Regions from separate parts of the Homo sapiens genome. Here all the other regions are linked to region 1. The links are chromatin loops, found by intact Hi-C in ENCODE. Cell type or tissue: gastrocnemius medialis. All regions are shown on one strand. Links, peaks and the distances in the headings refer to the core of each region. The heading gives the core; the rest is flanking DNA. Region 1 has its middle 7.5 kb from the start of HSD17B10. Region 2 overlaps TSPYL2 (TSPY like 2). Region 3 overlaps IQSEC2 (IQ motif and Sec7 domain ArfGEF 2).

The links. A loop is a pair of places that touch in the nucleus more often than their neighbours do. Peaks named below come from ENCODE experiments on the same cell type or tissue, not always from the same donor. Only the 100,000 strongest peaks of a DNase experiment are listed, where the experiment ranks them.
Region 2: a loop joins it to region 1, with 5 times the contacts of the local background. A loop is called at or near these places in 3 of 110 quality-filtered maps.
Region 3: it touches region 1 in a loop (4-fold over the local background); 18 of 110 quality-filtered maps call a loop at or near these places.

Annotation. Positions count from the first base shown.
Region 1 is chrX:53,436,171-53,447,495 of GRCh38, reverse strand. No RefSeq gene overlaps it. Among named protein-coding and RNA genes, the nearest start is that of HSD17B10, 7.5 kb to the right of the region's middle. In gastrocnemius medialis, for the core only: no CTCF peak of the experiment used is centred there; DNase peaks (open chromatin) are centred at 5,695 and 6,485; H3K4me3 peaks cover 1,616 bases; H3K27ac peaks cover 1,843 bases.
Region 2 is chrX:53,086,831-53,093,542 of GRCh38, reverse strand. It overlaps TSPYL2 (TSPY like 2), which reads right to left. Exons shown (of 7, transcript NM_022117.4): 7 at 5,003-5,767. The coding sequence ends at 5,604. Among named protein-coding and RNA genes, the nearest start is that of KANTR, 4.0 kb to the left of the region's middle. RefSeq lists an enhancer at 1-309. In gastrocnemius medialis, for the core only: a CTCF peak has its summit at 4,108 (motif pointing right); DNase peaks (open chromatin) are centred at 4,102 and 4,762; H3K4me3 peaks cover 1,085 bases; H3K27ac peaks cover 2,313 bases.
Region 3 is chrX:53,282,923-53,290,993 of GRCh38, reverse strand. The region is part of intron 2 of IQSEC2 (IQ motif and Sec7 domain ArfGEF 2); the gene reads left to right. Among named protein-coding and RNA genes, the nearest start is that of IQSEC2, 34 kb to the left of the region's middle. RefSeq lists a silencer at 2,493-2,787 and an enhancer at 1,992-2,883. In gastrocnemius medialis, for the core only: a CTCF peak has its summit at 6,183 (motif pointing left); a DNase peak (open chromatin) is centred at 6,153; H3K27ac peaks cover 1,354 bases.

The sequences.
Region 1 (11,325 bases), core at 5,501-8,000:
ACCCAGGCTGAAGTGCAGTGGCAAGATCTTGGCTCACTGCAACTTCTGCCTCCCGAGTTCAAGCAATTCTCCTGCCTCAGCTCCCAGAGTAGCTGGGATTGTAGGCACACATACCACACCTGGCTAATTTTTGTATTTTTAGTAGAGACAGGGTTTCACCATGTTGGCCAGGCTGGTCTTGAACCCTTGACCTCAGGTGATCCACCCGCCTTGGTCTCCCAAAGTGCTGGGATTACAAGCGTGAGCCACCGTGTCCAGCCCCCTTCATGCTATTTAGACAAAAATGCCTGTCTTAGTCTATTTGGGCTGCTATAACAACAACAACAACAACAAAACCATAAACTGGGTAGTTTATAAACAACTGAAAATCATTTCTCACAGCTCTGGAGGCTGTAAAGTCCAAGATCAAGGCACTGGCAGATTCAGTGTCTGATGAGGACCCACTTCCTAGTTCATAGATGAGACCTTCTCACTGTGTCCTCACCTGGTGGAAGGGGCAATTGAGCTCCTTTGGGCCTGTTTTATAAGAGCACTAATCCCACTCATGAAGGTGGAGCCCAGCTCCCAAGGGGTCCCATCTCCCAATAACATCACCTTGGGGGTTAGGATTTCAACTTATGAATTTAGTGGTGAGGGGGCACAAACATTCAGACCACAGCAGTGCCCCTCTGGGCAGATGCAACCCCTCTGGCTCACAGTTTGCCTAACTTGTGGTTATTGGGAAAAGGCACCCTTTTCTTCTGGCTGACTTAGCCCTGTACCAGGATGTACTGTTCAACTTGGTGAACATAGTACAGGTGCAATTTTAGGTCCCTGTCCTCATCCCTTCAGCACAAGCTGCCCTTATACAGTGTAAATTTGCATGAGTTTATGGGGTGGGCCTGCTGGCACATAGTCCTTGTGATCTGGCCCCTGAGTATCTCCAAGATCTCAGACTTCAATTGTTCCACCATCCTCTGCCTTAGTCTCACCCTGTTCACTGCTTTCATTGAGTGCTACCCGTGCTCCAGGAAAACGGGACTTCCCTCCTGCCCTGGCAAAAGACAGGCCTGGTCCTGCCTCGGGGCTTTTCACTTGTTCTTCCCAGGCCTTTGTATTTCTGGATTCTCAGTTCACCAAAATAGTCAATTCCTTCTCCCAACCTCCCTTGTCTTCAAATATCACTACCTGAAAGTCATTTACATGTTTATTGTTGGTTCCACACTCCCCCTCAAGCTGCACAAACTCTATGCAGAAACACTGCATTCAAATCCCTGCACTAAGAGACTTGACCAAACTTTGTCATAGCTTCTAGTAGCCTAAGGCTACCGCTTGGGGGCAGCCCAGCTCCCTTTTGAGTTCCAGTCTGAAAAAGCTCAGGGCTGTCAAAAGAGTGTTATCATTCGTCCTAGCCAACACCTGACAAGGATGGGTCCTGACCACCTTCTTCCTTAGCTCTAAGAAAAGTTTACCATTATGAGGCCGCGGTGGCTCACGCCTGTAATCTGAGCACTTTGGGAGTCCGAGGGGGGTGGATCACAAGGTCAGGAGATCGAGACCGTCCTGGCTAAAACGGCGAAACCCTGTCTCTACTAAAAATACAAAAAAAATTAGCCAGGTGTGTGGTGGGCACCTGTAATCCCAGCTACTTGGGAGGCTGAGGCAGGAGAATGGCATGAACCCGGAGGCGGAGTTTGCAGTGCGCTGAGATCCCGCCACAGCAATCCAGCCTGGGCAACGGAGCAAGATCTCAAAAGATAAAAAATAAAAATAAAAATAAAAAATAAAACTCCTAGTCATGGACCGGGTGCAGTGGCTTACGCCTGTAATCTCAGCACTTTGGGAGGCCAAAGTGCGTGCCTGTAATCCCAGCTACCTGGGAGGCTGAGGCAGGAGAATCACTTGAACCTGGGAGGATGCAGTGAGCCGAGATCGTGCCACTGCACTGCAGCCTGGGCAACAGAGTGAGACTCCATCTCAAAAAAAAAACAAAACTCCTAGTCACCTCTGTGCAAATAAGAATGAAGCTCAGCTCTTTCCTCTACTGTCAGTAGTTACTGAATAAAATCGGTTTTTACCACTAACTAATGTTGGCTGTGTTTCTTTACCTTCACCCTCCTTCAGAGAGTTGCAGACAGGGACCACGTGTATTTTGTTCACTGCTGAGTCCTCAGTGCCTCCGAGAACACCCAGCATAATAAACATCTGCTGAATTAACAAATAAATGTTTGTTAAAATGCATGTAGTGGGCCGGGCGTGGTGGCTCACGCCTGTAACCCCGGCACTTTGGGAGGCCTAGGTGGGTGGATCACCTGAGGTCAGGAGTTCGAGACCAGCTTGGCCAACACGGTGAAACCTCGTCTGTACTAAAAATTAAAAAAAAAAAATTAGCTGGGCGTGGTGGCCCACACCTGTAATCCCAGCTACTCAGGAGGCTGAGGCAGTAGAATTGCTGGAACCCGGGAGACAGAGATTGCAGTGAGCTGAGATTACGCCACTGCACTCCAGCCTAGGCAGCAGAGCGAGACTCCGTCTCAAAACAAAACAAAACAAAAAAATGCATGTAGTGAAAGGCCCCAAGGCTGGAAGAGACCTTGGATCTTCATCTCATCTTTTGTCTTGGTTAACTAATGTGTTGCCTGAGTCAGGCTGCTTCATCAACTTGGTCCAACTACTACTTGTGTGACCTAGGGCAAGATTAAAAAAAAAAAATTTTGTAGCCGGATGCAGTGGCTCATTCCTGTAATTCCAGCACTTTGGGAGGCCTAGGTGGGAGGATTGCTTGAGCCTAGGAGTTCAAGACCAGCCTGGACAGCATGGTGAGACCCCTTCTTTACAAAAAAAAAAAAAACAAATTAGCGAGGCATGGTGGTGCACACCTGTGGTCCCAGCTCCTCTGGAGGCTGAGGCAGGAGGATCACTTGAACCTAGGAGGTCAAGGCTGCAAGTGAGGCAAAATTGCGCCACAGTACTCCAGCCTGGGTGACAGATCAAGACCCTGTCTCGAAAAATCCCAAAACATTTTTTGGGGTAGAGATGGGGTCTCGCTATGTCACCCAGGCTGGTCTTGAACTCCTGGCTTCAAGCGATCCTCCCACCTTGGCCTCCCTAAGTGTTGGGATTGCAGGTATGTGCCACCTTGCCCAGCTGGGCAAGATATTTGACAAAGACTGTCTCCTTTGACCAAAACCTTAGTCAGTCTCCTCCATGTACTCTGCTTGACTAGGCCTGACCTGTCCTTATAAAGGTCCTTATAAGGACTCTCTCTATCCTTATTGAATCTAGTTTGAGCAAGAATCCTGCTAAGTCAATTTAGGGGAAATTTCCCACCCTTGGTATCTGACTACCCTGGATTCTTATCATCCTGGCCTGCCTTCAGCAATAATCCTATCAAGTCAGTTTAGCCAGAAACCCCTTGTCCTAGATGTTTCCTCTTAGTAGTTTCTCATCCACTGACCCTACCCTGCTCCTTGGTTACAAATCTCCACTTGTCATTGTTGGACTTAGAGTTGAGTCCAATCTTTCTCCCACTGCAAGACCCCATTGCAGTGGTCTGCATACCTGTCGCCATGGCCTTGAATAAAGCCTGGCCCTACCATCTTTAATAAGTGTCATGAGTAATATATTTCTTTAAAAATATGTAACCTCTCTTTGCCTCAGATTCATCCCTCACAGGGTCATTTGGAAGATTGAAATAGTGTGAGAGAAGGTGCTTAGGAAATGAGTTCCAATCTTGACCTCTACTGGGTCTCTCTTATCTGTTCTCTTCCCCAGAGCAGTATCACTTGTGTTCAAAAGAGTGCAGACTCTGGAGCCAGACTGCCTGAGTTTGAAGTCCTGCTTTGCTTCTGACTAGTTGTGAGAACTTGGGAAGTGGCTTAACTTTTCAGTACTCACTTTCTTCATCTGTAAAACGAGGAGGATGGTAATGCCTACCTCATAGGGTTGTTGTGAGGACTAAGAGTAAATATGGCCGGGCGCGGTGGCTCAGGCCTGTAATCCCAGCATTTTGGGAGGCCGAGGTGGGCGGATCACAGGGTCAGGAGATCGAGACCATCCTGGCCAACATGGTGAAACCCCGTCTCTACTAAAAATACAAAAACTAGCCAGGCGTAGTGGCACATGCCTGTAATCTCAGCTACTCAGGAGGCTGAGGCAGGAGAATCGCTTGAACCCGGGAGGTGGAGGTTGCAGTGAGCTGAGATCGTGCCACTGCACTCCAGCCTGGCAACAGAGCGAGACTCTGTCTCAAAAAACAAAACAAAACAAAAAAGAGTTAATATGGGCCGGGTGCGGTTGCTCATGCCTGTAATCCCAGCACTTTGGGAGGCTGAGGCAGGTGGATCACCTGAGGTCAGGCGTTCGAGACCAGCCTGGCCAACATAGTGAAACCCTGTCTCTACTAAAAATACAAAAATTGACCAGAGTGGCTCATGCCTGCAATCCCAGCACTTTGGGAGGCCAAGAGGGGCAGATCACCTGAGGTCAGGAGTTCGAGACCAGCTTGGTCAACATGGCGAAACCCCATCTCTACTTAAAAAAATAGCAAAAAAAAAAAAAAAAAAATTAGCCAGGCTTGGTGGCACGCACCTGCAACTCCAGCTACTTGGGAGGCTGAGGCAGGAGAATTGCTTGAACCCGGGAAGCAGAGGTTGCAGTGAGCTGAGATCAAGCCACTGCACTCCAGCCTGGGTGACAGAGTGAGACTCTGTCTCAAAAAAATAAAATAAAATAATAAATAAATAAATAAATAAGTAAATAAGAGTTAATATGCTCACAACAGATCCTGAGACATGGTATGTGAGTTAAACAGTACTACTGGGTATGAATGTTTCTCATTCATAAGAACCATTAGGTTTTAAGGTCCCTGAAGCCTCAACCTACCATCTGCAGAAGGAGCAGCCAGAGGCTCCCTTTCCTTTGCTTACAGGGGTCTGGGGTCAAGGTCATTAACCCAATCTCCCACTGTCTTAACTTCCTGAATGGTGGTCTGGAGTTATTCTTCTGGGTGCTTGCCAAGGCCCATCTGCGGGTCTTCCTCAGTCTCAGTGGCAGATGAGGAAGCAGTGGTTTCCCCAGGCCAGAGACATCTCCACAGCAGGTTCCTCAACTCCACCCTGCCCAATGGACCCTCCTTTTTGACTCAGAGGCCCCCAGAATGTGGGGTGGGCCTTTGGAGCTGACTGAAGGACTCCAAGGGGATAGGGTAGGGCGTGGTTACCGCCCAAATTTAGCCTTTAGTCAGGGAAGGGGGTGGTGGGGGAGTAGATGGTTTGGGGACGACTGGACCTCAGACTGGGTCCCTTGTAAGGATGTGAGGGCAGGCTCAAGAGGGGTTTCCTCCGAGTCAAACACATTCACTCCCCTCCGTCTTCTGGTTTTTAGTCCCTGCCAGGGGACCACACAGGTGAGTCCAGGTGAAAGGAGCAACCACAACTGCCGGCCACCTCTACTCCGCGCCAGACGAAACCGCCCCAAGGGCGCCGCACTTTACCGCCCTCTGTGACCTGTCGCTGTCACACACCGAGTGAGTGTGAGAAGACGAGACCTCGGGAGAAGGAGGGCGACAGCGGGCACCAAGATACACAGGTCCTTTATCCATACCTCCTAACAGCCACCCGCTATGGGCCGGGCCTCCGTCCTCCCAACTGCCAGCTCCACTGGAGACACTCCAACCGCACTGGGAGCGCCTTGTGAGCAGGACACGCATGCGCGGGTAGCACCTCCACCAGCCAGCCGGCTGACCCCGCCGGGGACCTGGCAGGGATGGGGAGCGCATGCGCAGATGGCGCGCACCGCTCCCAAAAGACAGGGTGTGGGTGGCGACTAGACTCTGGACCTGTGGATCTCGGTGCCCGCTGTCGCCCTCCTTCTGCCGGGTCTCGTCTTCTCATGCTCACTCGGTCAGGTCTATAGTACAGCCTCGTACTGGAGTCTTAGTGTAAGTCCTTCCGTTTAATCAGCAGTCCCTCTAATAAAGAAAATGAATGAGTGAATAGCAAACATGGTAAATCTAAGGTGACTTTGCTTAAAGCGGGTGAGGCCAGTACATCGCCACCCAACCCTTGGTTCCGGAGCAGGCGTCTTTTCTTCCTCACCTGGAAGTGGCAGAAAAAAAAGAACTTGTCTTCTGCCCGTGCCCGATCAGGGGCTCCCCACTGCACCCCACATCCCCGCCTTTGGGACAGTCTCACATGGCGAAAGTGGCCTAGGGTGGAGGGCACTGCACTAAGCACGACCCTGACTACTGACTGACCGCTTTTTATAGCCCAGGCACCTTGCAGACATGATTCGTTTCGGATAAGTCAAGTATTCATATTCCCACTTCACAGTGGAGGAAATTGAGGCTGACCCCAAAGCCGCCCCTTTAGTGGGTGCGCGATCAAGACTTATTACATAAACTGCCTTTAAGAGATGGCACCACCACCCCGCGGGCCCCCTACTTCTGGTTGTTGCCCAATCACACTGGCAGGGGTTTCACTGGCAGCTGCAGCCCCGCCCGGCTGACTCATCTTCCCCAAAGCCGTTTAATTCTGTTCCAAGTCTTTCCTAACTCGACCTTGGCGGGCGCGGAGCGGAAGGCATTATTGTCCTCCCGATTTGGGGCCGGGGGAGTTGGAAAACTAGTCTAACTCCCGGGCTGGAGAGCTAGGAAGCCCAAGAGGGCCAAGTCCTGGCTGTCTGCCTCTGACGACGAGCAAGGTGGAGGCCCTTGGTTAGCAGGATGGGTGGTGAGGAGTCCGGGAAGGAGAAGAAAGGCTCAGCGCGGCTTGCCTGAGCCTCCCTCCTCCCAGCTCCCGGCCCCTGCTGCCGGCGGCTGTCACTCCTCGCTGTGGTGCCAGCTGGCTCCCGCTTCCTCGCCTTTATTCCTACCTGCTTGCTCTCCTGCCTTCCTTCGGGCTTTTCACATCCTCTTCTTTTCCTCTCTTGCTCCCCTCCTGTTTGCCTTTCTCGACTTTCATATCGCCAGAAGATGGTCGTCTCCCTCCCGTTCCTCCCAACTCTGAATAAAAAACAGAAAACCCAACTGGTCCTATAATGGCTTCCCTAAGTCTACAGATGACTCCTGGCTTTCTAGCTCACCTGCTGGGGGGGATGTGTAAACCATGAGGTGATTTTTCCAAGACTGTGAAAGGAAGGTGGATATAAGCGGAACTGACACCGTATACTGATCACAACACTTACTGATTCCACCGGAAGATACAGGTTTATTGCTATGTCACACATATGCATTCATTCACTTAGCAAACACTGCCATCTGTTCTATGCCAGGCTCTCTGTGTTGCGTAGCAAGAATACAGAGATCAGAATAGATCCTCAGTCTCTCAGGTGGGTAAGTGTTGGTTCAGAGCTGTGGGACCCTCAGAAAGGGCATCGCACCATCCTGGGGGTTATCTGTGGGGTAGGGTTGCCACATTTAGCAAATAAAAATACAGGGTGCCCACAAGTCTGAATTTCAGATAAATAACAAATAGTTTTACAATATAAGCATGTCCCAAAGATTGCATGGGGTTACTTATATGAAAAAATTATTCGGCCGGGCACAGTGACTCACACCTAGTACTTTGGGAGGTCGAGGTGGGTGGATCATCTGAGGTCAGGAGTTCGAGACCAGCCTGACCAACATGATGAAACCTCGTCTCTACTAAAAATACAAAAATTAGCCGAGGGTGGTGGTGGGCGCCTGTAGTCCCAGCTACTAGGGAGGCTGAGGCAGGAGAATTGCTTGAATCCAGGAGGCAGAGGTTGCAGTGAGCTGAGATCGTGCCACTGCACTCCAGCCTGAGTGACGGAGCAAGATTCTGTCTCAAAAAAAAAAAATTCATCTTTATCTGAAATTCAAATTGAATTACTGAGCATCCTATACCTCATCTGGCAACACTACTGTGGGGGTATCAAGTAGTGTGTTGTTACTGGAAAGTGTCGTGTTATAGAGGCCGAAGTTAGCCAGCAGCCATCGGATTATGGAAAGCCTTAAAAGTGAGGAGGTGGGGGCCGGGCGCGGTGGCTCACGCCTGTAATCTCAGCACTTTGGGAGGCCGAGGTGGGCAGATCACCTGAGGTCATGAGTTCGAAACCAGCCTGGCCAACATGGTGAAACCCTGTCTCTACTAAAAATACAAAAATTAGCCGGGTGTGGTGGTGGGCGCCTGTAGTCCCAGCTACTCGGGAGGCTGAGGCATGAGAATGGCTTGAACCTGGGAGGTGGAGGCTGCAGTAAGCCGAGATTGTGCCACTGCACTCCAGCCTGGGCGACAGAGCAAGATTCCCTCCAAAAAAAAAAAAAAGTGAAGAGGGGGCACTGAAGGGGTTTGAAAGCAAGTGGGTAACAATAAAAATTGGGTTTTAGGAAGAGGCTTCTGCTGGTTTCTTGGATGATCCTTTTAAGAGCAACAATAGTGGAGTCTGACCAGTTGCAATTGTACAGGCAAGAGATTTTGGATGGTGATAATAGGAAAGTAGGTGGGAGGAGGTGCCAGATCCAAAAAGTATGTAGGAGTTAAATCAGCAGGACTTGGCAGTTGCTTAGATGGGGTGAAGAGGGCGTGAGTCCCAGGATCTGGCTTGGGTGTCTGGGAAGTTAGTACTGCAACCAATTGAGATACAGCAGTTTTAGGGGGCAATGATTGAGTTTAATTTAGGGCATCTGGTGTAGAGGGCCAGCAAATTATTTGCTATATGATTCTGAAGTTCAGTGGAGAAGATGAGCTCAAAGTAGAGACTGGGAAGTCCTCAGCAGAGAGGGAGTATTGAAACCAGGAGATGGATAAGCTCCCCAGAGAGGGGGCAGAAGAAAAAGAACCCAGGGAAGAGACAAAAGAACAATCAGGGGAGTACAAGAAACCAGGAGAGTCAGGCTTCCTGGAAGCCAAGTGGGAGTTTCTAGGAAGAGCAAGTGATGAATATGTCAAATGCAGCCAGAAAGGTCTGATTACACAAAGCCTGAAAAATTACAGTTGATTTAGGCAACGGTAAAGTCACCATAACCTGAGGCTGTCATCCTTCAGGTTCATTCAGACATCAGCCCCATTTATTCAAGTGGCAAACACTCAGCCAACATGCGTCCTCAGCATCCTCTCAAACGCTCGCCACAGTAATTTTCATGTCCCCTGCAGTCCTTCAGCGTTTAAACCAATCATTCAGATTGTGCCCCAGCTCACTCAGAAATGACAGGCTCTGTATAATCATCACTTGGGGTTCTTCTTTTCCCCTCACATAGATGATGATATAATTGGGATTCTTTATATTTGTCAATGTCACCTCAGAGCCAGCTGGAACCAGTGCAGCTCTGTCTTTGCAGAGGTAACTGCAGGTGCCCACAAGAGTTAAATGGGTTATCTTGTGGTTTTTATCTCCCAGGAGTGAAGACCACCCAGGAGTAAAGACCACCTTTATTCTTCTCTGTTTCCTGGCAGGGCTAATTTGACACAATGCTGCGTGTTGCTTGTTTTGGTGTCCTTGCTGGGCCCCTTTGCGCACCTCTGGCCCTCAGGTTCCCATGAGACATGCATCCAAACTGTTGAGTATGTGCGTGTAAAGGTTGACATCACTTTATTCCCTATTTTTTTGTGTGTGTGGAGACAGGGTCTTGCTATGTTGCCCAGGCTGGTCTCAAACTCCTGGGCTCAAGACATCCTGCTGCTTCAGCCTCCCAAAATGTTAGGATTACAGGCGTGAACCACTGCACTCAGCCCCTATTCCCTATTTTCTAATGGTTTTGAGACAGAGGTGCGTGCAATCAAGAGAGAGGATGCTCAGTAGCAGAAATCCCCAAGAAAGTGGGAGGGGCTGGGACACAAAACCCAGTGGAAGGGTGAGCCCTAAACAGGACATCTCTGAGACCCAAGGAAAGGATGGTGTGGGTGGGTAGAGACAATTTTGGAGGTGGCAAGAGAGAAGTATTCACTAATGGCTTCCGTTTGCTCTAAAAACAGTTCTTTTAATTGTGCAGCCCTCAGAACCAGAAGAAGTTCAGAGAGCTCCCTCTAAACACAGTTCTTAACCCACAATCCAAAAGACCCCTGAGGAGTCAGTGAATAGAATTCAAAGAGCCCATGGACTTGGATAGAGGGGAAATTGCATCATTATTTTCACTATTACTAACAGAAATATAGCATATCCTTCCAGGGGATGTGGGTAACAAACTGCAGTAATATTAGCACCTGTGACTTTGACACTAAGAGAGATCAGATTTTCATTATTACGGTTGTTGCATATCTCTCAAAATAACATCACTATTTCAAAAATCATGGTTGTCACTAGACCTGTTGATAGAGCTTGCTATTTAATGTGTTAATAAAGAAGCACATATATTACTACATTACAGGTGCGTTTCCTTTTATTTTGAAAATTGTACCCCAATATAATTGGTTTCTTTTGTAATCCTACTTATAGGACGCATGCATTATTCTGGGAAGGGGTTCCTAAGACTTCACCAGACTCCCATAGGTGTCCGTAGCATAGAAAAGGATGAGAAACACTGCTCTGAAGAGTAACCATAGCTAACACTTATATAGCTCTTGCTAAAGGCCAAGCACTGTTCCAAGTCCTTTTTAAATACATAGTTGTTAACTCATTTATTCCTAACAACCCTACGAATAGTCATTTGTTTATACTCATTTTACAGAAGAGGAAACTGAGGCACATCAGTTAAGTAACTTGTCCAGGGTCATTCGGCTAGTAAATAATAGAGCTGAGGCTGGGCGCGATGGCTCATGCCTGTAATCCCAACACTTTGGGAGGCTGAGGCAGGGCGGATCACCTGAGGTCAGGAGTTCAACACCAGACTGGCCAACATGGTAAAATCCCATCTCTACTAAAAATACAAAAATTAGCCAGGCGTGGTGGCCCATGCCTGTAATTTCAGCTACTCTGGAAGCTGAGGCAGGAGAATTGCTTGCACCCAGGAAGCGGAGGTTGCAGTGAGCCAAGATGCGCCACTGCACTCCAGCCTGGGCAGCGGGAGACTCCATCTCAAAAAAAAAAAAAAAAGCGGTAGAGGGGAAGAGATCCAAGACAACTCGAGAACATGGTCAGAGAGAGAAAAGATGGTGTGTAGATGCTGGGGAGGGCAGGAGGTTATTCCAGGGAATGACAAGTGCAATAAGGTGGCCTGGACAGGTGGTTAAAGTAGAGAGGAGGTGAAGGTTCCCGGAGTTGGGCAGGTGAAAGAATCATGAAACTGTGCCTGGAAATTCTTCCAAGATTAATTCATTAATTCATTTATTTCACACATTTGTTTTAAGTGTCTTGTACACGCCAAGCAGTGTTCTCGGCATTAGGTGAACCAGCTGGACAAGCCCCTGGTGCCATGGGGCTTACCTTCCAGCAGGGGGAGAACTACAC
Region 2 (6,712 bases), core at 3,039-5,538, 350 kb after region 1:
TTTTCCTCACAATGTGTGAGGATTAAATGAGAGGGCAAATATAGATCAGTTGCCTGGGGCATAAATAATTAAGTTCTCTCCTCCCAATTCTTTCCCAGTATTCAGGCGGACAGAACTTATGGCCCAGAGAGGCAAACTGACTGGCTTGAAGTCACACAGCCAGGCCCCACCCCTCGCGCGCTCCGGCCCTGCCTCTTCCCGCTACCACTCCCCACCACCGCCCCGTCTTTGCGTCTTCTTACCGTACACCGCCGGCAGTCGGCGCAGTAAGACCCAGAATAAAACCCAGGCTTCCAAAGGAAAACTGTTTAAGAAGGAAGGAGAGATGGGAAGGACCCTCCTATTTGCAAGGGTTCTTAATTTGTATTCTGCAGACCTCTAATCGAGGCTGGGGACAGGGTTTGGAGAGGTCCATGAATTTGGATGGGAACAAATTTACACCTTTATGGCCGGGCGCAGTGACTCATGCCTGTAATCCCAGCACTTTGGGAGGCCGAGGCGGGCGGATCACCTGAGGTCGGAGTTCGAGACCAGCCTGACCAACATGGAGAAACCCCATCTCTACTAAAAATACAAAATTAGCCGGGCGTGGTGGCACATGCCTGTAATCCCAGCTACTAGGGAGGCTGAGGCAGGAGAATCGCTTGAACCTGGGAGGCGAAGGTTGCCGTGAGCTGAGATCGTACCATTGCACTCCAGCCTGGGCAACAAGATTGAAACTCCGTCTCAAAAAAATAAAACAAAATTACATCTTTATTTTCCCTCTCCTCTAACTGAAATTTAGCATTTTTCAATAAAGAATGTAACTAGGCATAGTAGCAGCAGTAGTAGCAGTACTGATTGTCACTAATAGAAATCAGAGATTTTCATATCACATTATAGATGTTGCAGATCTCTTGAAAATCATATAATTTCAATCATTATTTTAAAATCATGATAGTCATTAGACCCTCCATTAAATCTTATGATTTAATGGATTAATGGGGAGTACATATACGATTATACTATAGCACATATTTGCTTTTTCCATATTTTAATAACTATATTTCAATGTAATCAATTTCTTTTGTAATTCTAGATATTTTATTTTATGAATTTAAACAATTTTTTTTTTCTGAGAAAAGGTCTGGTGGGGCATGGTGGCTCATGCCTGTAATCCCAGAACTTTGGGAGGTCGGAGGCGGGTGAATCACCTGAGGTCAGGAGTTCCCGACCAGCCTGGCCAACATGGTGAAACCCTGTCTCTACTAAAAATACAAAAATTAGCCGGGCGTGGTGGCGGGCGCCTGTAATCCCAGCTACTCGGGAGGCTGAGGCAGGAGAATTGCTTGAACCCAGGAGGTGGAGGTTGCAGTGAGCCGAGATCGCACCATTGCACTCCAGCCTGAGCAACAAGAGTGAGACTCCATCTAAAAAAAAAAAAAAAAAAGAAAAGAAAAGAAAAAGAAAGGTCCCATTAGGCTTCACTAGATCACCAAAGGGGTCCATGGCACAAAAAATATTAAGAATATTTGTCTTGAACTCTAGGCTCCAGGAGGAAAAAGACTTGCTCTATTGGCTGGGTGCGGTGGCTCACGCCTGTAATCCCAGGACTTTGGGAGGCCGAGGCGGGCTGATCATGAGGTCAGGAGATCGAGACCATCCTGGCTAACATGGTGAAACCCCGTCTCTATTAAAAATACAAAAAATTAGCCGGGCGTGGTGGCAGGCGCCTGTAGTCCCAGCTACTCGGGAGGCTGAGGCAGGAGAATGGCGTGAACCCGGCAGGCGGAGCTTGCAGTGAGCGGAGATTGTGCCACTGCACTCCAGGCTGGGCAACAAAGAAAAAAAAAAAAAGACTTGCTCTATCTTGTTTCCCTGCTGTATCCCTATCACCCAGTTCAGTACTTCAGGCACACAGTAAGTACTCATAAGTGTTTACTGAATGAATAATAGGATTCCTTCCCAACCATCCTGCACACCCCCAACTGGGGGAGCCAGTGCCAGCCCTTTGGGTCACCTAAGGAGGGACATTCTTGAATCTAGTTTTGTCCCTGCCAATCCGATTCTACTCACAGAAGTAGGTGGCACTTTAAAGGTCTGGTCCCAGGAAATCCCAGGAACCTCCCACCCAGGAGCAGGGCCCTCTGCTGCAAAGGAGCGAGGGCAAGCTAGGAAGCATATGAAGACAAGTAGTTTCAACATGGGAACAGGCCCTAGGGCACATTGGGCCCATGACTCTTCATCCTCCTGGTTTCTGTTTAAGGTCTCAGCCAATGGGGCCTGTCTTCTCTGGCCTTCAGCGAAGACAGTATCTTGGAGCTAGATGTGACCTTAAAGACCTAGAACAGCCCTCTCTTTCGGAGGTCCAGACTGAAGAGTGAGGGCACAGGGAACAAGATGTTACTCTGGGCAAAGAACATCCTGTCCTCACATGGCTCAGCCGAGGACATGAGCACCCTGGCCAACTATACTAGAATACTATGATTGACTCTTAAGAGCATCACTGAAGATGAAGACCAGAGGCCCTCTCTAACAGGGTGGGTGAAGAAGAGTCTCAAATGCCAGGATGAGGGGCTGGGGATTTGATTGGGGGGACAGAGAGGAATCAGGGAAGAGCACAGTGAAGGCCAGACTTCAGAGACCTGCTTCAAGGCTAGACTCTGTCTTGAGACCTTAGGCAGGTTGCTTCTCCTGGACTGATCCCCCTGCACGATAAGCCTCAGTTTATAGATAGGAAAACTGAGGCCCTCTAGAGAGGACAAGGAGAGTCATGTTGTGAGGTAGGGCAGACTGAGGCAAGAGTAACCAGACTGGCTACTCTGGCTCTGATTGGCTGGGATCCTTTGGCAGGCTGACCTCTTTCTGGCCTACTCCGGCCTACTCCATTGCCTTTGCCCCTGCTGCTTTCCCCTCCCCTCCTCTTCACCGCATACTCATTGGGGTTGGCTCCAGATATTGCATGTAGATGTCTCTTTTCTCTGGGATCCTGCACTCTCAGCTCTGGCCTCGAGGTATTGTGTTACTTTGGGCAAGACATTCCCCTTTCTGGGCCTCAGTCCTCCCTGCCCACCTCTGACAGCACATCAAAGCCTCCATCCTGTCCCCCCCAAAACATTTATCAGAATCATTGGAGAGACATGTCAAGGATCTGGTATTCCAACCATCTCACAGAGGAGGCCCAGAGAGGGAAGGGGCCTTGCCAAAGGTCTCACACCAACCTGGCAGTCATCTTGACTCCTCTGAATCCCTCTCCTTCCATATCTAAAGCCTGTGGAGTCCAACATCTTAAAAGCTCTCATAGAATAGACAAATTGCTCTTGCAGAAGAATTCCAATTAATTTATGTACATACTTCCCTCTCAAGGAAATGGAGCATAACTCCTCATTCCCTAAGCACGGGCTGCGCTTACTTGGCTTCCTTCCAAAGAGTACAGCATGGAAAAAGAGAAAGAGGAGTAGCTTTACAGTGGAGAAACCTGACAGACACTACCTCAGCCAGGTGATCAAAGTTAACATCAACAGTGATAAATCACATTGATAGTACATGCCCTTGATATGATCTAGTGAGAATGACATTTGTCTTCTGTGGTCTTCCTTCCCCAAACTCATATCCTCAGTTTAATCATGAGAGAAAACATCAGACAAATCCTGATTAAGGGACATTCTATAAAATATCTGACCAGTACTCCTCAAATGACTCCAGGTCATCAAAAACAAGGAAAGCCTGAGAGAGTGTCATAGCCAAGAGGAGCTTAAGGACACAAGATGACTAAATGTAGTGTGCTATTCTGGATGGAATCCTGGAACAGAAAAAGGACATTAAGTTAAAACTAAGGAAACTGGAATAAAGTATGGACCTTAGTTAATAATAATGTACTGATATTGGTTCATTAATTGTGACGAATGTATCACAGAAATGTAAACTGTTAATAAGGAAAACTGGCTGTGGGACATACGGGACTTCTCTGTTATCTTCACAATAATTCTGTAAATTTAAAACTGTTCTGAAATTAAGTTTATTTTAAAAACCTCTCATATCCGCCCCCATCTTGCCAATCCCACCTGAGGTCTAGCGTCTATTTCCTTACTGCTGTCCTTCCTTCCAGTCAGTTCTCCTGGCAGCCAGCAGAGGGCATTCTCTAAAACGCAAATCTAACCATATCTGAAGCCTTCCAGCAAAATAAAGGCGTTGGATGGAAAGTTCGGGAGATATGTTATAAAAGACCGACTCGGATGTCTGAATAAAAGTTATTGTGATCCAGAACAAATCTGGGAAATATTCCTGGCGCCCACCGAGATAAAATTTATGTATCTAAATTTAATATAACTCAGCCTTTCCAAGGTCTCCCGGATAAAGCCTGTTTTTCAGATGTCCAACTCCCTACGTTTCCACCCCTTCGCACAGTTACATAGTTAATTCCCCTTTGTTTTTCCTTTATCTCTACGGATACTTCTCTGCTTGAGCTATCTTTTCTGCCTTCTCCCCCAAGCCCAGCTCTAGGGACTCTGCACCCCTTCCCAAAGGCAAGAGAGCGCTCCTGCATAATTGGGTTGTGATATCCGGACCGAAGTCGTGTTTTATTTTTACTAAATGCGAATGAGGAAAATGAATTCCTTTGGCTCCCCACGCCCCGCTCACTCTAGGCCCGAGGAAAGGTTTGACGCACTATAAATTAAAAGATGAATCACTGATAAATGGATGTTCTAGGACGCAGGATGTCTCTACACGCATGCGCCAGAGGGGAAGGCGTGGGAAGCCCTTCGCTACCTGGCTGGGTCCGCTGCGGGCGCCAGGAGAAGGAGGGGCTTCCTCAGCCTCGCACTGCCATTGGCCAGGATGATCCGCATTGGTCTGACGCAACGCCTCTGCGGCCTGGCGGAGCTCGCCCCCCACCCGCCAAACCCCCGCAACTAGCATGTTGCAGGATACTGCGTAGGCCAGGCGGCTACGTGTGGGCCTGGGGGAAACTGACCGCTGGGGCCGGGGCACCAGGCTAAACAAAAGACTCGAAGCGGCACTCTGAACTTGCTCAGAATTTTATTGGGATTAACAGGGTCCACGGGGAGAGGCGAGCCTTCTGGGGGACGGGGACAAGAATACCGCAAAGAATACCGCAATGGCGAAGCGGCCTTGCATAGACACCGAGGCGGGCTAGCGGCGCGGCGGGAAGAGGAGAGGGATGGAGAAAGAACTTGGGAGAGGAAGGTGGCAGCAGCGCCTCCATGGGCACTGCGCGGCTGTGACGAAGGCCACAGCGGCCCTCCCCGCTTCGGGGGTCAGGGTGTCCACTCCACACAGCACAGGGAGAGGGGCTGGGGCCACAACTGACTGGGAGAAGTGGGTAGAGGGGCCCTGACCAAGGCATCACAATAAATACAGTTAGCAGCACACAGAAGCCTGCGGGGGCGGAGGGCCAAAAGAAGGGGACTAGCCCCCTTTCCCTCCCCCCAAAATAAGAACTCTGCAATGACTAAACCATAAAAATAAACTTTAAACCCGTGTACGAAGTCGGTCACCCCCCAGAAGTGCAATGTGGGGCCGCGTGGCCCTAGCTGAGGAGGAGGGCAAATGGGATAGTGGGTGGGGGATACAGAGAGGTGATCCCCAAAAGGGGAAAACCCTTATCCGGTTTTCCCCCTCTTCCCCGGATTGGCCCAACCGTTTGGGACCTGAAGCACATCCTCTAGGTCAGAGTCGTCCGAATCTTCCCCTTCTTCCCAGACATCTTCACTTCCTTCCTCCTCATAGTTTCCTTCCTCATAGATGTCCTCATCTTGCTGGATGCCTGCATAGGGGAGAAGCAAGGAAGGGGAAATGGAGGAAGGCAGTTAGATGAGCAGATAGGTGTCACTCTAAAAGGGAACAGAGACCATAGCCAGGGTTTTTAGCGGCCTGGGACAACTTGTCAGCGCCTCTGCTTGGAACAAACAGCCAAGAGTGTGTGTGGGTGTACTCAAGCAAGCCCACAGAATGAGAGGGAGATGGAGGGAGGCAGGAAGGCAGTGTGGGATCCCTGCCTCTGTCAAAACTGATACATCTCTGATAGTAGCTTTTTCTCCCCCTTGTACTCCTCAATGTGTGTCTCTTCCTGAGCTCTGACCTCAGCTGAATAAACCTATTCATCTCCAGGCAGCTTCCTCGCTTTCTCCCCCAGTCTGATCCAAAGAGGCCCTAGTTTGTGTTCTGCAACCCAATTCCCCACCCCCACTCCCACCCTCAGGGCTGGGCAGATAGCTCTGCCTCCCCTTCTGAGAAAAGAGATGCCATCAGGTGGGAGGGGAAGAGAACTGAGAATCCCTGTTTCTCTCTCCTACCTGAACATGTCTAGATTGAGGCTCCACATTCATTCCTCTTCCCTTAGTGCCCTGGCCTTGCCCTCAATGGAAGTTTGCCAGGGACCCCATAGCCAAAAAAACCCGAAGAGTAGTTGATTTTCCTGCCCCTTCCACCTCCCATCTGAGTACTTCTCAGCACCTTTATAATTCTCGTGTTATTCTCAGAGCCTTTAAGGTGCTAATGTGACTCTACAAGAGGGTATTACTATATGCAGTACTTGTCCAACATATACGACCACTGAAACCTTTTGTGGGAAGCAGCTTTCAGATCTGGTGAGTGATCCTCAGGACATAATTTTGGAAACCCTGCCCAACCTACGATGCATTTTCACCCTTCCAGGTCCTTGTTCAGATGATCCACTCCACGGAGAATGCTCCATAAAGCTCCTCAGTGT
Region 3 (8,071 bases), core at 4,889-7,388, 160 kb after region 1:
GGCACCTTTGTGAAGAATAGAAAAAGATGTCCCTTTCAAGGGCACCCCCTCTGAGTGGCTCCATTGAGCATAGCACGGGTTGGATATCAGCCCCTGTTCATATCCTTTTGGCTGTGACCCTTTGTGAAAGGCACAGCTTGCCTGACTGTATGCAGGAGCCCTGGTCCTGTCATTCAGGCAGTGGATATGGGCTGGGGACAGAGGATGCCAGCATACAGACAAAAGTGTCTAATGAGACACACTCTGTTCTAGCACCCCAGACAGGGGATCTGGGGTAAACACACGGATACCCAGAGCCAAGAATGGGGCTGTGGGATAAACACATGCTGAGGCCAGCTTTAATGCAATCAGTCCCAGTGTCCAGGAAAGGGGTTTGTGACAAGACATAATTAGTCCTAGCATGCAGCCAAGGAGCATGTCATGGGCACAGCTTGTCCTAGCACTTAGGAAGGCACCTGTCTAGCAAAGGGAATAGATCTCAGTGTCCCACCGTGGGTTTGGAGAGAGGCCACCCGAGCACGGGGCTCCTGCAAGCATCCCCGGTGATGTGCCTGCTACTTGTTGAAGAAGAAGATTGAAAACATCTCTAGTTCTCAGCTCTTCCCAGCAAGGAAGTTCCTGGGACCTAGAGCTCAGGACATTTAATAACGAGCATAATCATAAGTCATGTGATGATATACATTTGGGCCTTTACAACTTACAGAAGTTGTCAGGGACTTTCTTTTGTCTGATCCTCCCAGTGACACTGTAGGTAGAACCTGAGCTGGCCTTATCATCATTGTTTTACAGCTGAGGAAACTGAGGCTCACAGTGGTTATGGGTTTTGCCTGCAGCCAGGCAGCTAATATGTGGATTCAGCTAATATATGGATCCTGAGCCAGGATTCAAACCCAAGTCTGCCTGGCGCCAACCCAGAGTGCTACCCATACCATCACCACGGGAGCTCTCGACAGCCTGGCAGATAATAATCATCATCCTCATCCTCATCCTAATATTAGCAATTATAGCAATCACCATTTGTTCCTCACATACTAACAACTTGGAATATGATCTTATTTAATGCTCACAACAGCCCTAATAGGCATGGATTACAATCCCTGATTTACAGATGAGGAGAAGGAGGTTCTGAGAGAGTCAGTGCCTTGGGCTGTCTGATTCCAAAGCCAGCATTTAATTTATTCAGACACGCTTCCTGACATCCATCCTGGGCCCAGAGTCAAGGAGGCTGTAGGGGCCTAGAGGAGTCAGCATCTGGGAAGCGAGGGTCAAACTCAGGCTATGGGAAGGGGCTAAAGCATGGCGTGTATGGGGCAATATCTTGACAACATGGTGGGAAGGCAACTTGAACTTGCAACCAGGGCTGGGTAGGGACCTACTTGTAAATTTTTGAATTCGCTCCAGTTAGGGTGAAGGAGAGCTTGCTGGAGCAGGCAGCGTCTGAGCAGGGCTGTCGGGGACTGCCGTGCAGATTTGCATAAGGAGGGTGTCCCCGGAGGTGGGATCAGCTTGTGGAGGGAAGCGAGGGGGGTGGGTTTAGAGACAGGGAGCCATCCGTGGGGCTAAAATAGAAGATCTAGGCAGGAAAAGAGCAGTAAGGTCAGAACGCGGGTCAGGACTGGGTCACAGCGACCTTCTGTCATCAGTGGGGAGCTGGGGAAGTTGGAGGAGAGAGGCGAGGCTCTGTGGCCTAGGAAGGGCAGAAACACTGGATCCATGCACAGGCCTCCATTTGGGGGGTGGGTTGCTCTCTAGTTGTGTGACTGGACAATCTGTTTGTCTCTTGGAGCCCCAGTTTCCTCATCTAATAAACTTCATGTGTGTGTGGAGGGGGAAGGGCTAGGGAGGTGGAAGAAACACCGAGGAGAGGCGCTAGGCCTGGGCTTTTATGGGAACTGAATAGCAAGGAGAGAGCAGAGTCGGTAGATTGCAAGCCACCCTTGGCATGACCCAGGCCTGAGGGCTTCTAAAGTATGGGGTGCCAGAGGAAGTGTGGCGTCTAATTAGAGCTGAACAGTTGGTGATGGGGGTGGGGGGTAGGCATGGGCAGAGAAAGGTGCCTGGACTTCTTGTGGGTCCCTGAGAAGTGTCACAGATCTGACCTAAAGATACCTTAAGCCAAGGTCCAGAGAGGGATTGGCCATCGCTCGAGGTCACAAAGCTAGCTAGCAGCAGAGCCTGCTTCCTAGCTGTGCACTCTTTGCAGAATCACTTAACTTCTCTGGTTCTTAGTTTCTCATGGGTAAAATGGAAACAATAGTCTTGACTTCTCTGGGTTGATGAGAGAACTTAAAGTAAAGCAATGCTTGGTGTGAAATAGTGGTGCAACAAACTGTAGTGTCCTCTGCTTTCCCCTAACCCAATCCATTGTCATATGCTATATAGTCAGGCTGGAAGAATGTGAACAAGTGTAGAACTTGAAAACAGAGAGGGCAGGACGGGCCTGATGAGGCCCTCACCAGAAGATGAGGGGGCCCAGGCCTAGAGGCACTGCTGCAGTGAGGGTCAGCCTGAACTTGTTGGCCCTGGGGACCAGGCTGGGGTTGCTAGGCACGCAAGGATGAAAGCAGGAGGAGGTGGCCTGTTGCTAGGGAAGGAGGGAGGGGGTGGGGGAGCCGCTGACACCCGCGGAGACAGGGACGTCCCTATGGCAACGGGAGCCACTGCAGTTGGAGGAGAAGTGGGAGGAGGAGCCTCCCACTGTGGGCCTCAGTGCTCCAATCTGTCCTACAGGAGTTTGGATTAGATAATCTCTTGTTTTCACCTCTTGGCAATCTGGGATGGCCAAGACCTCATGAACCGTCTGTGGCTCCCCCATCCACATGTCCAAGACACTACCCATCCCCAGAGCCATCCAGCTGCATCACCTCCCATGATGCCTCCCATTTGGCTCAGCCCGGTTGCCCACCCTGCCCTGTTCCTACCACTTCCTTTGCCTGGAACCTTGCCACTTACTGCTTCACAGTCTGGGGTTGCTGCAGACACAGATGAGCCAGCTCGGGCCAGCCCAAATGGGAGCGTGATGATGGTGTAGACAGCCAGTTTGTGAGGACAGAAGTCTAGAGGAGTCAGAGCTGGATTTTGACAGTGGGAGAGAGGAGGAGGTAACTTTCCAGGAAGCTAAAGAAGGGCAAGAAGGGGTAAGAGGTTTCTCTTCTCCTCCCCTTCCTCTCTGTGTTCTGCCGCCGCCTGGCCCAGCCCCAGGAAGTGGGTGACCCCTAAGCTGGCTGAGTGCCTGGTTGGCACCGAAATAAACTTGCCTTCTCTCTCTTCCCCTCCCCTTGCCTCTGTCCCCTCTGTCCTGGCTTTAATTAGCAGCCCTGGGGATGAGTCACTTGGCAGCTGGGGAGGGAGGCTGCACAGAGCTCAGTGAAGCTTCGACTCCTGCCCTGAGCCTTACGGGCAGCACCTCTGTGTTTATGCATGTGGGTGTGCACTGCTGCATGGCAGCGTGGCTGTGAAGAGCAAAGTGCAACACTGCATGCTGGCGCGTGGCCCTGCATGTCAGGGGGTCTGCAGAGAACCATATCTGGTTGCTGCTGCGTTTGTTGCTGTGTGCCACTGAATGTCAGTGTGTGTGAGCGTGTGGCTGGAGCGTGTGGCTGTGGTTGCAAGTGTCAGGGAACCAGGGAGCTTCTGGGTGAACAAACACAAACGCTGGACAATTGCATTCACCCCTCTCTACCTAAGTGTTCTTTATGCGATTTTGCTTACACAAACCCTGCACTTACATTCCCAATTTTCACTTGTCTTAGTCTGGGTACACTTTGTTGTGAGGAACGGAAGCCCACTCAAGCTAGCTCAAGAATAAAGGGCTAATGAGGGGACTATTGTGAGGCTACATTTCACAGAATCTAAGAACAGTTAATGAAAAACAGCCAGGCCTCACACCAACTGGAAGTGGGACCAGGAAGTCGAGGACCAAGGTTGCTGTCTCGCTGTCTGCATCTCCTGGGCCCATGTCTCATCTTTCTCCATCTCTCATGGCTTGCCTGGTCCCTGTCATCTCTTTTTCTTTCTTTCTTTCTTTTTCTTTTTCTTTTTTTTTTTTTTTTTTGAGCCGGATACTTGCTCTGTCGCCCAGGCTGGAGTGCAATGCCATGATCTTGGCTCACTGCAACCTCCACCTCCTGGGTTCAAGCGATTCTCCTGCCTCAGCCTCCCAAGTAGCTGGGACTACAGGCGTGTGCCACCACACCCAGCTAATTTTTGTATTTTTAGTAGAGATGGGGTTTCACCATTTTGGCCAGGATGGTCTCGATCTCTTGACCTCGTGATCCCCCCTCCTCGGCCTCCCAAAGTGCTGGGATTATAGGTGTGAGCCACCGCGCCCAGCCTATCATCTCTTTTTCATGGACTTCTCTCTCTGGACCAGCTTCCTCTGCTTGCCCATGGCCTGACATGGCCACCAACCTGGAAGCTATGTGACCTTTTCCAGCTTCAGGATCTGCCCCTCCTGCCATTGGACTGCAGTGATCCTCCAGCCTGTGGTAACACAAGGCAGCAAGGGGCCGTGTGAGATAATTGATTCCCTCAGAATTGGATGAGAGGAGAGAGAGAAAACACTTGGTACTTCTTGTTTCTTCTGCAGTAAGCACAGTTTTTATGTGTACCCAAGTGAGGTCAGAGCTGGTCGGCTCAGAGGCAAACACTTGTAAGATTGTTTTTGGTTCCTATTTTATAGCAAGATGACCTTTGCTCACTGTGCTTTCAAGTTCCATATCCTTGCATCAAAACATGCTGTTTTGTCTAAAAGTGCCCTCTTATTTTATGCCGAAAAAGCTTTTAAATGTACAGTGAATATTACCATTGCTACCAGCTTGTGGTAATTTTTCATAACCTCAGAACAACTGGTATAAAGCTACTGATGGTACAGCTGCTACCCAGCTCTTGGTGGCCTCAGGAATTTTGATATTTTATGAGTTCAGTGACTGAATTTATAGTTACCTCCAGTATATAATTACAAGTACACATTATCAATGTTATCAGCTTGATGCTGGAGCTTACTTTTCCACTAATACAAACCCTGCAGGTTTTACATTAATTACAGAGGGAACTAATGACCCCTTAGACAAGTTTTCACCTATGAATAAAGAGTTAGGAATCAGCTGTGCCAGTAATGACTGTTCTCCAGACACAGGAGCGATGTCCACAGCTCTGGCCTTGGCCCTGACCTCGCATCCTCTGGCCGAGACTAGGGGCTTCCCATCACCTCCTCAGAGGCCTCCTGACTCTGGCCTGGCACACAGCAGGTGCTGTTATTTTTAATAAAATTGATAGTTTTATGATTGCTATTAAAGCCATCTTCCATATCTAAATGGTAAACCTAAGTGAGAGAGATTATCCCAGGTTCTGGGCAGTCTCCTTCAACTCCTCCCCCTGCCCTTTTCTCACTGTTCCAAATAGTAATAATTGCTTTGAGTCAGAAAATGTCTGCTAAATATCAGGTACTATTACAGAGCACTGGAGACACATTATCTTTAATCTTTGTGGCCACCCTGCCAAGTAGGGGTGACTTACAGGTGGGGAAACTGAAACCTAGAGAGGTAAAATGACTTGCCCCAAATTGTCCATCCACACATCCATTCATTTATTCCTTCATTCAAGGATTTATTGAGTGCCTACAATGTGCCAGATGCTGCTAAATGTGGCTGATAGGGTGGTGAGTAACAGCCCTGCTGTGATGAAGCCCACTGTCTGGTCAGGAAATAGACAAGGAGACAGACAATTACAGACAATTATAGGGGAAGTGCAGGGTGCTGTGGGAGCACCACGGAAATATACCCAACCCAGCCTGAGGGCCAGGGAGGCTTCTCCAAGCTGACATCTAAGTGGAAGCTTGGAGCATGAGTAGAAGTTAGCCAGGGGAGGGGTTGGGTGGGGCAAAGTGAAGTGAAGAGTGTTGCAGGCCAGAACTGCGAGAAGAGTGTTTGGCACCCACGTTTGTGAAGAACTAAAGGAGTATCTGCAGTGAGATGGCACTGTCATGAGAAACGGTCTCATCTGGAAAGGGAGCAGAAGGTTTATCGGGAGGCTGGAACTGTGGCCCTGGTTGCTTAAGTCCAGAGCTGAGGAGCTGCAGGACCCAGTAACAGTTTCCATGTGACAATTGTGGGCCTGGGAGCCTCCTGGGTCGGCCTGGCCAACAGCAGGCTGGGATTCTAGTGGCCACAGTGCCCTCTAGTGTCCACTGGCCCACCTTGCAGCCTCCACCTCTGTCCATTGTCCCCCCACCATGTGTGACCAGGTGCCCGGTGCTGAGTGCTGGGGACACTGGGATGAACAAGACACAGCTCTCACAGAGCTCCCGACAGAGAAGGGGCAGCAGGCATCTGAACACAGTGTTGAGAGAAGCCGGCTGAGAAAAGAGCAGGGCGGAAGGACACAAGGGAGGTGACCCAACCTGCTTGGGTGGGGTCAAGGCAGGTTCCCAGAGGGCACAACATCTAGCTGACTTTTGAAGAACAAGGGGGAGCCAGCCAGGTGGGGAGATGACAGTGGGGGCACAGCGGGACAACAGAGGTACTATTACAGAGCATTTGACACACATTCTCTTTAATAAGGCTTGGAGCAGCAGAGTGTAGCTGAGAGAGTTGCAGGTGCTTCTGTCTGGGTGGGGTGCAGGTTGAAGGTGGGGGGAAGGCTGAGACTAGCTGGAGGTATGGGGTAGGGGCTAGCTCACAGAAGGTTCTAGGATGCCTGCCACCAGCTCATCATGGGCACTTAGTGAATGGAATCATATAAGAAGCTTCCCTACCCTTTGGGATCACAGACCCATCCGAGGATCTGATCAAAGCTAGAGATGTTCTCCCCAGAAATTAATGCTTTTCATACAACTTTAGGGGCTTCAAAGATACTCCCCACCCCACATGCCTGTCCCAAACCACAGGCTTCCAAATTGCTCTTCCTATAGATACGGAAACCCCGACAGAGGCCTCCAAGGCTCTGCATGCTGGGCCCCCACCTCCATCTCCAGTCTCACCTTTCTCCCCTGTGCTCTTCCCACCCCGCCACGTCAGTCTCTTCGTGCTTGCTGGAAATACCACCTCAGGTCCTTTGTCCAGGTTGTTTCCTCTGCCTGGAATGCTCTCCTCCTGCCATCTCTACTTTTTGCTCAGTTGAATTGCATTAGTTGGTGAATGTCTGTCTCTTCTCACTTGGATATAAGCTCCATGAGAGCAGGACATTGTCTACCTGTAGTCACTGCTGTATCCAGCACCGGGGACAGTGCCTGGGCCACAGTATCTGTCGAATAAATGCATGAAGGCCCTGCCAGTGTCCCGTGGCTGGGTCAGGCTCCTCACCCTTCATTCCTTCCTCCCTTCAGCCTCTGGTGGGTCATCATCTGAGTCTGTTCAGCATGCTCAGCTGTAACTGAATTCCAAAAGTGGTCCCAGGTTCAGGGATATTTTCTTAGAAATCTTCCTCACTATCCCTGAAACAAACAGGCTTCCCATGGGTCTCCTCTGCCTCTCTGGGAGAAGGGACAGACTCTCTCAGGTTCAGGCTGAGACTATTTACCATGTGCACACTTTGTCTACCTACCAAATCCCTACAAGAACTGTGAGGTAGGAATTTCCACTCCTCTTCCATAGATGAGCAAACTGAGCTTCAGAGGGCTTACCCAGCTAAAAAGTGATAGGGCAAGGACTTGTACCCAGCTTTACCAGGCACCAAAGTGTAGGTTCTTTGTCTCACCAGAGAGGGAAAGGGCCTTACCCAAAGTCACACAGCATCATCCCTTAAAGCTACCACTACACTTTCTTTCTTTCTTTTTCTTTTGTACAGGGTCTTGCTCTGTCACCCAGGCTGGAGTGCAGCGGCATGATCTCAGCTCACTGCAACCTCCGCCTCTGGGGCTTAAGCGATCCTCCCACCTCAGCCTCCCAAGTAGCTGGGACTACAGGTGTGCACCACCATGCCTGGCTAATTTTTGTATTTTTAGTAAAGACAGGGTTTTGCCATGTTGCCCAGGCTGGTATCAAACTCCTGAGCTCAGGTGATCCACCGTCCCCCACCCACCCCACTGCTCCCAGCCTCCCAAAGTGCTGGGATTACAGGCGTGAGCCACTGC